2 separate regions of the Homo sapiens genome follow, and region 2 is linked to region 1. The links are chromatin contacts, found by Hi-C in ENCODE. All regions are on one chromosome and are shown on one strand. The core of a region is the stretch at or near the end of the contact, and the rest is flanking DNA. Distances in the headings are between cores, read along the strand shown.

Region 1 (5,694 bases), core at 2,182-4,681:
GAGTCACAAGAGTCACACCTGCGTCAGGTGTAGTAGGATGACTGCTCTGTTTCTAGAAAATTGCTAGAGTCTATGAGTAGGCAAGTGCCTTGGCAGGGTATAATTTATTTAATCGCAATTGATCGAAGCTTTGCAGGGTCAAGTGGCCCTCTGCACAGTCCTGCTTTGCAAACTCAGGGGCGCCCCTCGCTTGACTCTCAAATGTTGGGGCAGAGGGAAGGAGGGCCTGGCATGTAAAAGAAGAACCTTCCACTTCATCCTTGTGCCCTTCCCAACCTGGCAGTGCTTGGGAAACCTTTACCAAGGAAATTATTTTGCCAATTTAGACTCCCAGCAGTCTTCAAAGGAATCCTCCCCTCTGTAGATGGCCCATATTGGAAAACACTTGAGAACCTTGCTGCTCTCTGCTGCAGGCATCCTTTGCCTCAGGAATAAATACCATTTTTATTTTACCACCAGAATGTCCTTGTCTTTTCTGGAAACTTTTATTGACATCCCTTACCACTGACTCTACAATGGCTAGCCAACTTTTTTTTTTTTTTTAACAAAACCCAACAACCAAATCACAGGTTTGTATTTATTCTTTCATTTTAAGTCAGTTGCCACTGTCTACCCATTTTCCCCATTATCTCTTTGGAATTGAAACTAGCTGAGAGTGATGCTGGGAGCAGAGCTGAGTCTCTGAGCTCCTTGCCTTCTTTGTTGTGTGCTGCATCATTTTTTTATATTCACAGGCTTCTGCATTTTAATAAACTGTAGATAATGATACATCTGGTTGCATATTAATTGCTGAGAGTTCAAAATAACACGTAATCACTATGTTTCAAGGTTGCAGATGTACAGCACTGAGAGCCAGTGTTTGTTATGAACCTTTGGAAAAATCCGTTGTTACTGGGTATTTTTAAATTCTTGTCATTAAAAATGCACTACAGGATGGAAAGTGTCTCAACAAATGAAATCAGTTTTGTGTTGTGCACACATGCACATACACCCCTCCCAAAGAATAACATTTTGAAGCTATTCATCTGCTCATTTGGGGGGTGTGGGGGCAACAGAAATGCCAGATGAATCCATTATAGATTACTTACCTCACAGTTTCCTGAACAGCATGCTTTGTATCTTATTTATCTGCATACCCTTGCTCAGTGAGTGGTAAGATGTCAGCTGAAAGCCAAAAACAGGAAAGTTTAAGATTTTTAAAAATTTATTTCCAATTTAATCAATCCCATGTGGTTGTTTGACTAGTAGCTTTTTCCATTCTGAATAATCAGATTTCAATGTATTCTGTTTTCGGCTGGGAGCAGAGTGCTCTAAAACACCCGGGTGCTGTGTCCCCTGGTTCTAAGTGTGGACATGTGCTCCTGAGGACACACATGGACCAAACATTTGAAGGGATAATTTGTGCTAGAAGGGACAGCTGGGAGTTAACCAGGGAGCATCTTGAACATATTTTGTGTTTCTTTCTGGAGGTCACATCTCTGCAAGGCCTGTCTGCTCAAAACCGTTGTTCTTGTCAAAAACGGAAACCAACTAGACATCAAGAGAAGGGGATCCATTTTCTTCTGCAGACCCAGTGCCCTTGGTCAGACGTCCCTGTAGTTTTTACCCAGCAACCAGTTAGGATCCCTGGTCCCTGTCTAGTTTTCAGTCGGATGACAGACCTGACTGTCAGCTTTGCTTGCCTGAGATGTGTTTGATCATCCCAGATTCAGCTGGAACAGTCTGTCCTTCCTTTGGGACACTGAGATTAAGATCTGAGCACCCTTTTTCATCTCCCTACTTCTTTTTCCTCTTCTGGGAAGCAAGATAATGCTGAGCTTCAAAGAACGACAGATGGATGAGAAAGAGAGAGGACTTTTCTGTGGTTCTGTGTGGTCCTTTCTTGGTTACACATTATTTTTGTGAAGTTTCACCTTGCACATCCGACATGGGTTGAATGACCAGAGTTCCTCTCATTGCCTAATTCCAGACAGTATTGGGATCTGGCAAGACTGGAGACCAGCTCTTCTAGCCCATAATTCAGCAGTGTTGGTGGCAGTGGGCGGGTGGGAGGATAATGCAAACCTCAAGACCCATCTATAAGGACCCAAGATTAGGACTTGGGTCCTTATCTTGAGATTTTACTGCTTTCCTTTCTTCCAATATAGCCTTGAATCCTGCCAGACCACCGCTAGTTTTGCCGTATCCAGCCAGAGCTTGACTAAACAGATGATAAAACCACAGGAAGAAAAGGAAGGCAGGAATATGGCATCAAAATACATGGTCTCGTAGCAGCCTCAGTGGCCAGAGCAGTTATTGGTATGATTCTGGCAGGTGACGTGGAACTCTAGCTTTGTCCCTGGAAGGATCAAGGCAAAATCCAGTGCTGCAGGGAATAGAAGAGGGCAGGGGCGCAGGCTGGCAGAGAGACCATGCCTCTCCCAGGACAACAGAAATAAGGACAATACTCTGATATTTACTGAGGACTAACAGGCGGGTGTCTGCCAAGCATATTATACACCTAGTCTCCTGTGATCCTCCCAACAACTCTGTGAGAAGGTAGGAGAGTCATCTTCACTTCACAGTAGAGGAAACTAGCTTATAGAGGTTATATTTTGGGCCCAAGGTCGTAGGGTATTGCACTCTGACCAGACAGGTTGGCTCATATTTTATCCTTAGATCCTTTGCAAAGAATCAATGCACTCTTTGGGCCAGAGTGATAAGAACTTTGTCACTTGCTGCAGAGGCATTCAGATTATTCCTAAGCTCTGAGAGAGCCCAGAAAATGTCCTTAAAGAAGCAGGAATGGAACTCCAGTGGCATCCTTTTCCTCCTTCTCCAACCCCACCCAAGGGGAAGCGAGGGAATCCCTTTTACAGTGATAAACAAATGCAGAACATATATTCCACCCAAAGGTTTCCAAGAAGTCAGTAGGAAATGACTGACTCCGGAACCCCAAAGTCACAGAGACTGTCCTCTGGACCCCGTGGCTGTGACCAGGAGATCTTTTCTACCTCTGGGTGCCTCGTTGTGTGACCAGGAGACCTTTTCTACCTCTGGGTGCCTTGTTGGCATCATCCAACCAGGGATGTCCAGCCCCATTTTCCAGACCGGCGGATGGGTGTGGCATTATAGGCACGTTATTTCTGTGGCATTCTTGCCAAAAATGCATAACCTGATGTGAGAAAACATCCTCCGGGCCCATGGCTGGCCTTCCCATAAGGGCCACAGAGACTTGATGCTGCTGGCAACTCTCCTAATTTTTAAGGAGGTTGAACTCTTTAAAGTTCTCCAGCTCTGAGCATCTGGCCCTTTCTGCCTCAGAAGGCAGATGTGGAGCCAGGGACCGCAGAGAGAGCTAAATATTTGGCTTCCTCTTTCTCTGAAGGTCTGTAGCATCATGTCTGGGCATGACCAAGATGAGTTTCAGGCAGTGGGGGCTGGTGTTTGCTAAAAGGAACTTAACAGGGGTGTGGGTGTGCAGTTCTCCCTCTGCCCAAGGTTAAGTAATAGTAACATCCTGTGTAAAGAGAATTGAATGTGGTTTTCTGCTAAACTTCAATGTTTTAGGGCTGTTTATTAGATGTGTTTAATCTTGGGCCAATTTAACCAGTAGCAGACTAATAAAATAACAGATTTGGGCTTGCTGCCAGGACAAATGTTGACTTACCCTTATAATGTTGACTAAAACGAGTAACTTTGAAAGTTATTGCAGAGTGAAACCTTAGCCAGAAATACAGCGTCTGAAACAGTGGTTTTGTTTTATTTTACTGGCTCTGCTTAGAGATTATGTTTGTAACCTAGGCTGCTGCCTGCTTCACCTCTCAGAGTCCTGTATTTTACTGAATTATTTCCCAAGGCTCTTTTTTTCAGCCCATAAACCTTCACTCAGCAAAAATGAATTTCCCCATGGCAGGCAAGTAGGAGAGGTTACTTTTCCAATGTGGGGGCAAAAACTCAGTGGTACCAAGAAGAATGAAGGTAATGACTTGCTTGAGTCTTCTCTCAGAAACAAAATGGTATGCCATGAACATTCACCCTCTCCAAATTTGTAGTAAAATTAATTGCTTCTCCCGGGTGTACCGGAAGAAATCCATCTCGCTTGCCGCCTACCCCCACCTTTCCTTCATTTTGCCATGCAGTTTATTACAAACACTAGAGAGCTATAGTATTTTGCTACCATGTGTTTTGGACTTGAAGGAAACAGGGGAGGCCAGGAGGAAATGAAGCTAGGAGGACTACAGAAATTGTCATAAAGTGTGATTTCTTTCTACCCCTGTTTTTTTAATTTGTGTTTTATAGGAAGCTGGTTTGGGCAGGGCCTCTGAGCATGGTTTCAGAGGCTCCTGCCAGCATTGTGTGAGCTCAGCCAACTGCCAACTGTCCTCCTTATACCTCTCCCTTATTCAAGGCTCCCCCGAAAGCAACCACCTCACAGGGAGACTTTGGCCAAGAAGCCATAGGTGCTGAATCTGCTTTTGGTGCTGACTGGCTCAGGCAGACAGAGCTTGATATACAGAGAATAAACGTCATCCCTCTAACATTAATATGTTCAGTTTTATGTACCTGAGAGTTGATGGTTTAATTTGTGGGTTTGCCCAGACTCTCTTGCGACTTCTCTCATCATCTGCTCTTTAGCACTTCCATGAGACGGGGCAAGAGATTGTTGGAGTCTCAATCCAGCAGCCCGAAAGCCTGTCTGCAGCTTGGGTTTGAGACTGAACTAACTCAGGGTGTTTTGTGGATTTTAGTTATCCAGGCTGTCCCTGTTCCCTCATTAACAAAAACAAAACAAACCCCAGCTTTTTTTTTTTTTTTAAGAAGGAAATTGGGATCTTTTCCTCATAGCACCTTATCTTAATATGGAGGAAAGAGTTGAGCCATTTTATCAAAAAGGAAATCAAATCCCCCTTGGATGCCTAATGTGAGGCAACTGGCAACCAAACTCACGGCCGGAGAAAACAAACACAAGAATGTGGCTTCCATGTTTGAGATTAGCCAAGACAAAGATAGCAGGGATGCCTCCCGGAACAGTTCCTGGTGGTTTGTCAAAGTCCACAAAGCTTGCAGTCCCTTTGTTGAAATCACTGATAAGCATACAAGAGGAAAATTATAGTTCTGAGTTTGAAGACCTTTTCTCACCTTGGGGGTTAAAAACCAATAATTCTGAAACACATTTGGCCTAATCAATGAAGTCAGGTTTCCGTTGGGATTTGGGCCTCATTATTTGTCTTTCATCTTCTGGGAACAGATGACACCAGGTCAGTTAGCTCTGTGCCAGGGGAAAAAAAGAACAGAAAAAATATTTCAATGGAAATTTTAGAATTAGGAACAATTATTTCATTATTATTATCTTTTTCTATTTCCAAAAAAATAAGATGAAGAGTCATTTGCAAGCTCCAAGGCAGCTCCCCTTTCTGTACCCACAGTCTTACTCCTCCTTTGCTCAGGCAGCTCTATGAAGGCCTCCTCAGTGCTGCATATGTGCCCTACGTTCCTGTGTTGTCCACCGCACCATGCCCTGCCTTCCAGCCACCCCACCTGCTCCTTCCTTGCCAGCTCCACCTGACACTGACTCTCTTGACTCTTTGTGGCTCAACCTTCTGATTCTCCCTATTCAGCTGGGAGACATTCCCCACAACAGTGACACCTGTATACTTCAATTAAGGCCACTTTGCACATACTGAGTAAACACTCCCTAAATTGGGCTAAGAA
Region 2 (5,694 bases), core at 2,352-4,851, 1.4 Mb before region 1:
GTCCCATCAGGGCCCATAGTGGATGGCTGTATGGGGGCCATGTGACTGAACTCCTGATCCTCGTTTCAGCCCACTCATGTGACATGCATGGAGCTCTTCAGCAGGGACTTACTGACCAGGACAAGAGCTTGAGACTTTGAGGGGATCTGATTGTCACTGCACAATCAAGGACAGTATTCCCAAGAGTGGATGTTGCTCAAGATAGTCCAAGGAATTCTATGAAGAAAAGGACTCCACAGACAATAAATTTTGGACACCCTGTTTCAACACAGTTAAGCGGCTTTTTATAATTACAGGACTTTTCAGAACATTTAATATGCTAATGTGCATTCTAAATCTCCAAGAAAGAATGATGCATATTTATCTTTTCTTCCAGGTGCATCTTAGAGACTGGTGTTTGCAAGTATATGGAGCAGGAAACTTCATCCCGAAGATGGAGACCCCGGGGCTGTCAGCAGGCGTTAGGCAAGTGCCTCAAAATTCCCAATTCCCAGCAAGAGAAGCCAACTGAAGGATGAGACAGGGTTTCTGCCTTCCCTGGGTCCTCCAGTATTACATGGAGGGGTTGGAGTGAACCTTCTGGAGGTGGGGTCAATGACTCTTGGAGGTAGGGGAAAGCTTCCTTTGACCAAGTTGCACACAAAGACAGAAAACGTGTTTGCATGGGCATTGTTTAACCTGCTTAAAAGAATGAAAAGATTTTAGCACTTTTTTCTTTTTCTGTAATTACTAAAGAAGTACATGTTTTTGCAAAAAAAAAAAAAAATCAAACAATATACAAGTATATAGAGTAAAAAGTGGAAGTCCTCCTTTCATCTCCTCCCTGCATCCCTCCCTGCACCCTGGAGTGTTCCATATTAAGGTTTTGGTATGCCTGGTTCAGTGGGTGAGAAGATTAATCTGGAGTCAGCACTCTGAGATTGAATCTCAGCTTTGCCACATGCTAGCTCTGTTTCCTTGGGCACAAGCCTCACTTTGCTCATCTCTAAAATAAAGTAGCCGTAGGAAGGGCTTGGCAGGTATGGGATGAGATGAAACACAGAAAGCCCTAATGCAGCACCTGAACCTAGTTGGATTCAGTTAAATTTGGCCGTTAGAATTTTCCTTCCAGAATCCAGGCATTTTTTAAAAGGTCCAATTTCATTCAATGGATGTGCTAATTCGAGAATGGGGTCCATCTCTTAATCTGTTCATGTGACTCTTTTTTAAGTCCTCAAGGGCAGTTTCTATGCAGAAACCACTATTTAGAGGTTTACTTTATTTTTTCAAGTTCATAGTCAAATTGTCAAAGCTGGAAATTAAAAAAAAGCAGATTACTTGACTTTCTTTATTCTACACATTAGCTCGTTTTTAATGCTAGGAACTAAGAACTTTTCTAGGACTTTGATGGAATGATTACTATCTTAGAAAATGCCATGCCTCCATAAATATATATGCCTACTATGTACCTGCAAAAATTAAAAATAAAAACTTTGTTAAAAGAAAAAAAAAAAGAAAATGCCATGCTTTTAAGTTCAGCTTACAAAAGTTCTCATTCTTTTTATAAATCCAGCTAGAATTTCCAGATAAAATAAAAGTTGCCCAATTGAATACGAACTACCCCAAATTCAAATCTACCTACTGTTCTATATTTTTATTTGTTAAATCTGCCAATCCTAAACCCAACAAACCTAAATAATTACTTATAAGGGGTTTGTGGCCAATTTATAAACATTTTATACTTTATTTAATATGCCCTATTTTCTTTTAAAAGTTCTTCAATTGTCTGAACTAACAAAAAAGCTACTTTTAAAAAATACTAAATCATTTGAATTCTAATAAAGTAAACAAACAAAACATTGATGATAACCTAAAGTGTTTATAAATGTTCCAGAACTGTATTCAGACAAAGGTTTCAACGTAAAGTCATGAACCTGAATCAAACCCTACCAAGTGCACATTTTATAAGAGAGTTACAAGATTTTCTATATAGTTGGCCCAGCAGCTCTCATTAAGTCCATGAAATACCGCATATTCCATCTTAAAACACACAAAAAGAGTATACCATGGCTCTGAGTCTCTTAAACATTTCTACACTTTAATTCTAAATCTTTTTTCTGGTTGGAAGATGCCCATTCACCAAGAAAGACAATTAACCATTCCCTAGAGCTCCTTTTTTTTTGTTTTTGTATTTTATTGAGATGGAATCTCACTCTGTTGCCCAGGCTGGAGTGCAGTGGTGCAATCTTGGCTCACTGCAGCCTCTGCCTCCCAAGTTCAAGCCATTCTCCTGCCTCAGCCTCCCAAGTAGCTGGGATTATAGGCGCCCACCACCACGCCTGGCTAATTTTTGTATTTTTAGTAGAGACAGGGTTTCACCATGTTGGCCAGGCTGGCCTTGAACTCCTGACCTCAAGTGATCCACCCACCTCAGCCTCCCAAAGTGCTGGGGCTACAGGAGTGAGCCACTGCGCCCGGCCCAGAGCCACCTTTACCAGAGATTCAACCAGGCCTGAGGTCTTAGGTTGCAGACAACAGGGAGATTCATTGCAGCACGAACTCAGGAAACCATTTCCTTCCATGTACTATTTGGGGTTATCTTATAGAATTCCTGGCATGCTTGGCCAGTATGCTGCCTGGATGTATGTTGGGGATATATGTATAATTTTCCCTGTGGCTGTGGCCACAGACCCATCACCACAAGAGGGGTTGGTCCACAGATCCCGATGCTGGCTTGGAGTTATTCTTATTCCCTACCCTTTTCACAGAATTGTCTTTGCCAAAGTCCATTAATATACCTTGATTGGATTTTGCTTTTTTTTTTAATTTTTTTTTGCTTTACAGATCTTCATAGTTTCCTGCCCATATCTCTAAAAGTCATTTTGCTTGAGTTGATATCCTACAGTTCTTACAAGACCTTTCTCTCCCAGGGTCACACAACTCTCGCCAATATTAAATTAATATCAGCTTCAATCACGGGTCTCTCCATGGGTTTCACGGGCTATTTGCTCGCAGAGTCCAGGGACATTTTCCTCATCCATTCCATCAGATCCCCAATTGCTTTCTCTGGCAACACACTCCTAGTATTTGTACGGTAAAGCTGCCTAAAAAAATTAAGTAATTCAAACTACTCTTGACCTTACTTTACACCACCAGGGCAATTAGAGTCACAGTCTGGGTGTGTCTGAGGACAGCAGGCCGCCAAATCCCAGTGATTTAGAGAAAACCGAGCAGAATTTCCCATGCCTCCTGCCTCATTGTCCCCCAGCAGAAGGTTCCGTCACCCCAGGTGCCCTCTAGGGTGGACCACTTCCGAGTTCATCCACTGTCAGGAAAAGGCACATGGCATGCAACCGCAAGACCGATGACTAGATGTCAGAGCTGGCTCCCGGTTGGGATATGAGTGACTTTGTGGAGGATGGCGCCTAAATGAGGCATGCCAATTTCTGCACCAGGGTGACGAACATAAGGGCTCCTTAAAGGCTAGCCCAATGTATCTGTATTTCCTTGGGGATTAAAACCCATGATCTTCAGTTCCTCAGAGAACTGAAAGTTGCAAGGAGAAATCCAGTAATTCCTGTTATCTGCAGGCTTTATAAGTCAGTGGAGCCTGCGGAAGTGGCCAGAATCCAGCACTCCAAGCACTGCTGTCTTCTCACAGAGTCTTGAAGCCAGAGCAGCGCCAGGATGTCACGGGAGCTGGCCCCACTGCTGCTTCTCCTCCTCTCCATCCACAGCGCCCTGGCCATGAGGATCTGCTCCTTCAACGTCAGGTCCTTTGGGGAAAGCAAGCAGGAAGACAAGAATGCCATGGATGTCATTGTGAAGGTGAGCCCCTTTCCTGGGAGGAGGATCCCAGACACCCCTCACACCCTCTCTCCTGTCTGCAGACTTTAAGAGACTCAAGGAACTTAAAGTTGGCCCTTAGGGGGAATGTAGAAGCTGGCTTGGAACAATAACCACTTCAACTCTCTGTACCTCCTGCCGTCATCTTAAAACAGGGGTGATAACAATGGTTCCCTCCAGGGTTGCTGGGGGGACTACAGGAGTTGGCAAATGGAAAGCTCTTAATGTAGTATCTGGCTCATTATACGTTCCAGATAAGGGTTAGCCATTATGATTTTTATTGCTATTTATTGAATGCCTGTATCAGGCACTATAAGCACATGGTTTCACTTCATAATCTTTATGAAGAGGGACTATTACTCCCCATGTAGAGGTGATGAACAAAGAAAGATGAAGTAACCTTATACAGCTACTCCTTTTCACCAGCAAAGCCCAGCTCCTTTCTCTCTCTTTCCTTTTCTTCTTTCTTTCTTTTCTTTCTTTCTCTCTTTCTTTCTTTCTTTTTCTTTCTTCCTTTTTCTTTCTTCCTTTTTCTTTCTTCTTTCTGTCTTTTCTTTCTTCTTCCTTTCTCTTTTTCTTTGTTTCTTTCTTCCTTTCCCTTCCTTACTTTTTTCCTTCCTTCCTTCTCTCTCCCATCCTCATCATCCCTCCCTCTCTTTGTCTTTCTTTCTTCTTCTCCTCCTTCCTTCCTCTCTCCCTCTCCTCTACTTCCCCACTCCTTCCACTTTCGCTTACGCTTTCCTTGGGTGATATACCCAATGTCCGGGGACACTGCTTGCTTTCTCTGGAGTCAATTGACTCCCTTTATCCTACAGGTTAATTAATTTTTGATGCTGGCAACTTAACCCTTTCCCAGGACTCTGGAAAGGTACTTATTACCTTAGGAAACCTGAGACACCATGGTGTGGTAGGGGGGCCAGGAGCCCTGGGTCCAGATTCCACCTACCAGACTTGTGAGCTTGGGAGGCCCTGCCCCTCCCTGAACCACCAGCTCCCCTAGTAAAATGGCGACCACATCCAAATACCACCTGTAGCACTGGCTGGTGAAGAGAACTCAGGGTGCCTGAGGCACCCAGCAGAGCCTGCAGCAAGGTGGGTATTCATGAGCCAGAGCCGCTGCTGTTGCTGTCACTGGGAAGGAGGATTGGAGTGAGGACTGGCAGGCTCTGTTCTTCCTTGGACGAGCCTCTCAGACCCAGGTGGCCCTGCCCTTTGGGAGGTAACCAAGGCCTTCTAGATGGTGTTGTTTAGCCAGGATAGCAATGCCAAGCCTGTGGGAGCCATGACAAGATTGTTCAATGGGAAACCCTGACATGCAAGGCAATGATTTTCCCCACTTCACACATGGCCCGTGGAGCCTGGGTAGCCACTGAGTTCCCATCTCCTTCCTCACTGATGAAACCCGGCTGTCTTTTTGTTCCTTGGTGAGTCCATCATGGGGGCTTGAACTCTGCATCTCCCCTGAGCAGCTGTGTCCTGCAGAGCATGTCCGAAGTCCTTGTCAAGGCTGCCTCACCCTCCCCATCCTACCAAGAGGCCATCCCCAAAACACTGCAAGAGCTACCCTACAGGGCACTCACAGTCACCCGAGAATGCCAGGCATTCAGAATAGGATTATCCCTAGCGCCCATTGACCAAGCACCTCCTATAGGTGCTAATTTTTGTATTTTTAGTAGAGGCGGGTTTCACCATGTTGGCCAGGCTGGTCTCGAACTCCTGACCTCAGGTGATCTGCCCATCTTGGCCTCCCAAAGTGCTGGTATTACAGGCGTAAGCCACCGTGCCCGGCTGGGACTGTATTTTAACAGTTCAACATGGTGGGCTTTGTAGTCACGCAGACCTAAGTTCAAATCCTGACTCTACCACCTA

The links. A loop is a pair of places that touch in the nucleus more often than their neighbours do. Pooled maps may share reads with other maps.
Region 2: a map with no recorded cell type shows a loop between it and region 1 (4-fold over the local background). The contact joins the promoter of DNASE1L3 here to the enhancer-like site in region 1. A Hi-C loop is called at or near these places in 2 of 37 single-sample maps with no recorded cell type and 3 of 50 pooled maps.

The regions. Positions count from the first base shown.
Region 1 is chr3:56,781,753-56,787,446 of GRCh38, reverse strand. The region is part of intron 1 of ARHGEF3 (Rho guanine nucleotide exchange factor 3); the gene reads left to right. Among named protein-coding and RNA genes, the nearest start is that of ARHGEF3, 17 kb to the left of the region's middle. RefSeq lists an enhancer at 3,244-3,643. Within about 2 kb of position 3,431, at least 28 of the 41 ENCODE cell types and tissues checked have a DNase peak (open chromatin) inside an H3K27ac peak, as active enhancers do.
Region 2 is chr3:58,208,879-58,214,572 of GRCh38, reverse strand. DNASE1L3 (deoxyribonuclease 1L3) reads left to right here and starts at 3,601. Exons shown (of 8, transcript NM_004944.4): 1 at 3,601-3,807. The coding sequence starts at 3,667. LOC107986091 (a long non-coding RNA gene) reads left to right here. Exons shown (of 3, transcript XR_007095932.1): 2 at 11-271; 3 at 377-1,564. RefSeq lists an enhancer at 1-24.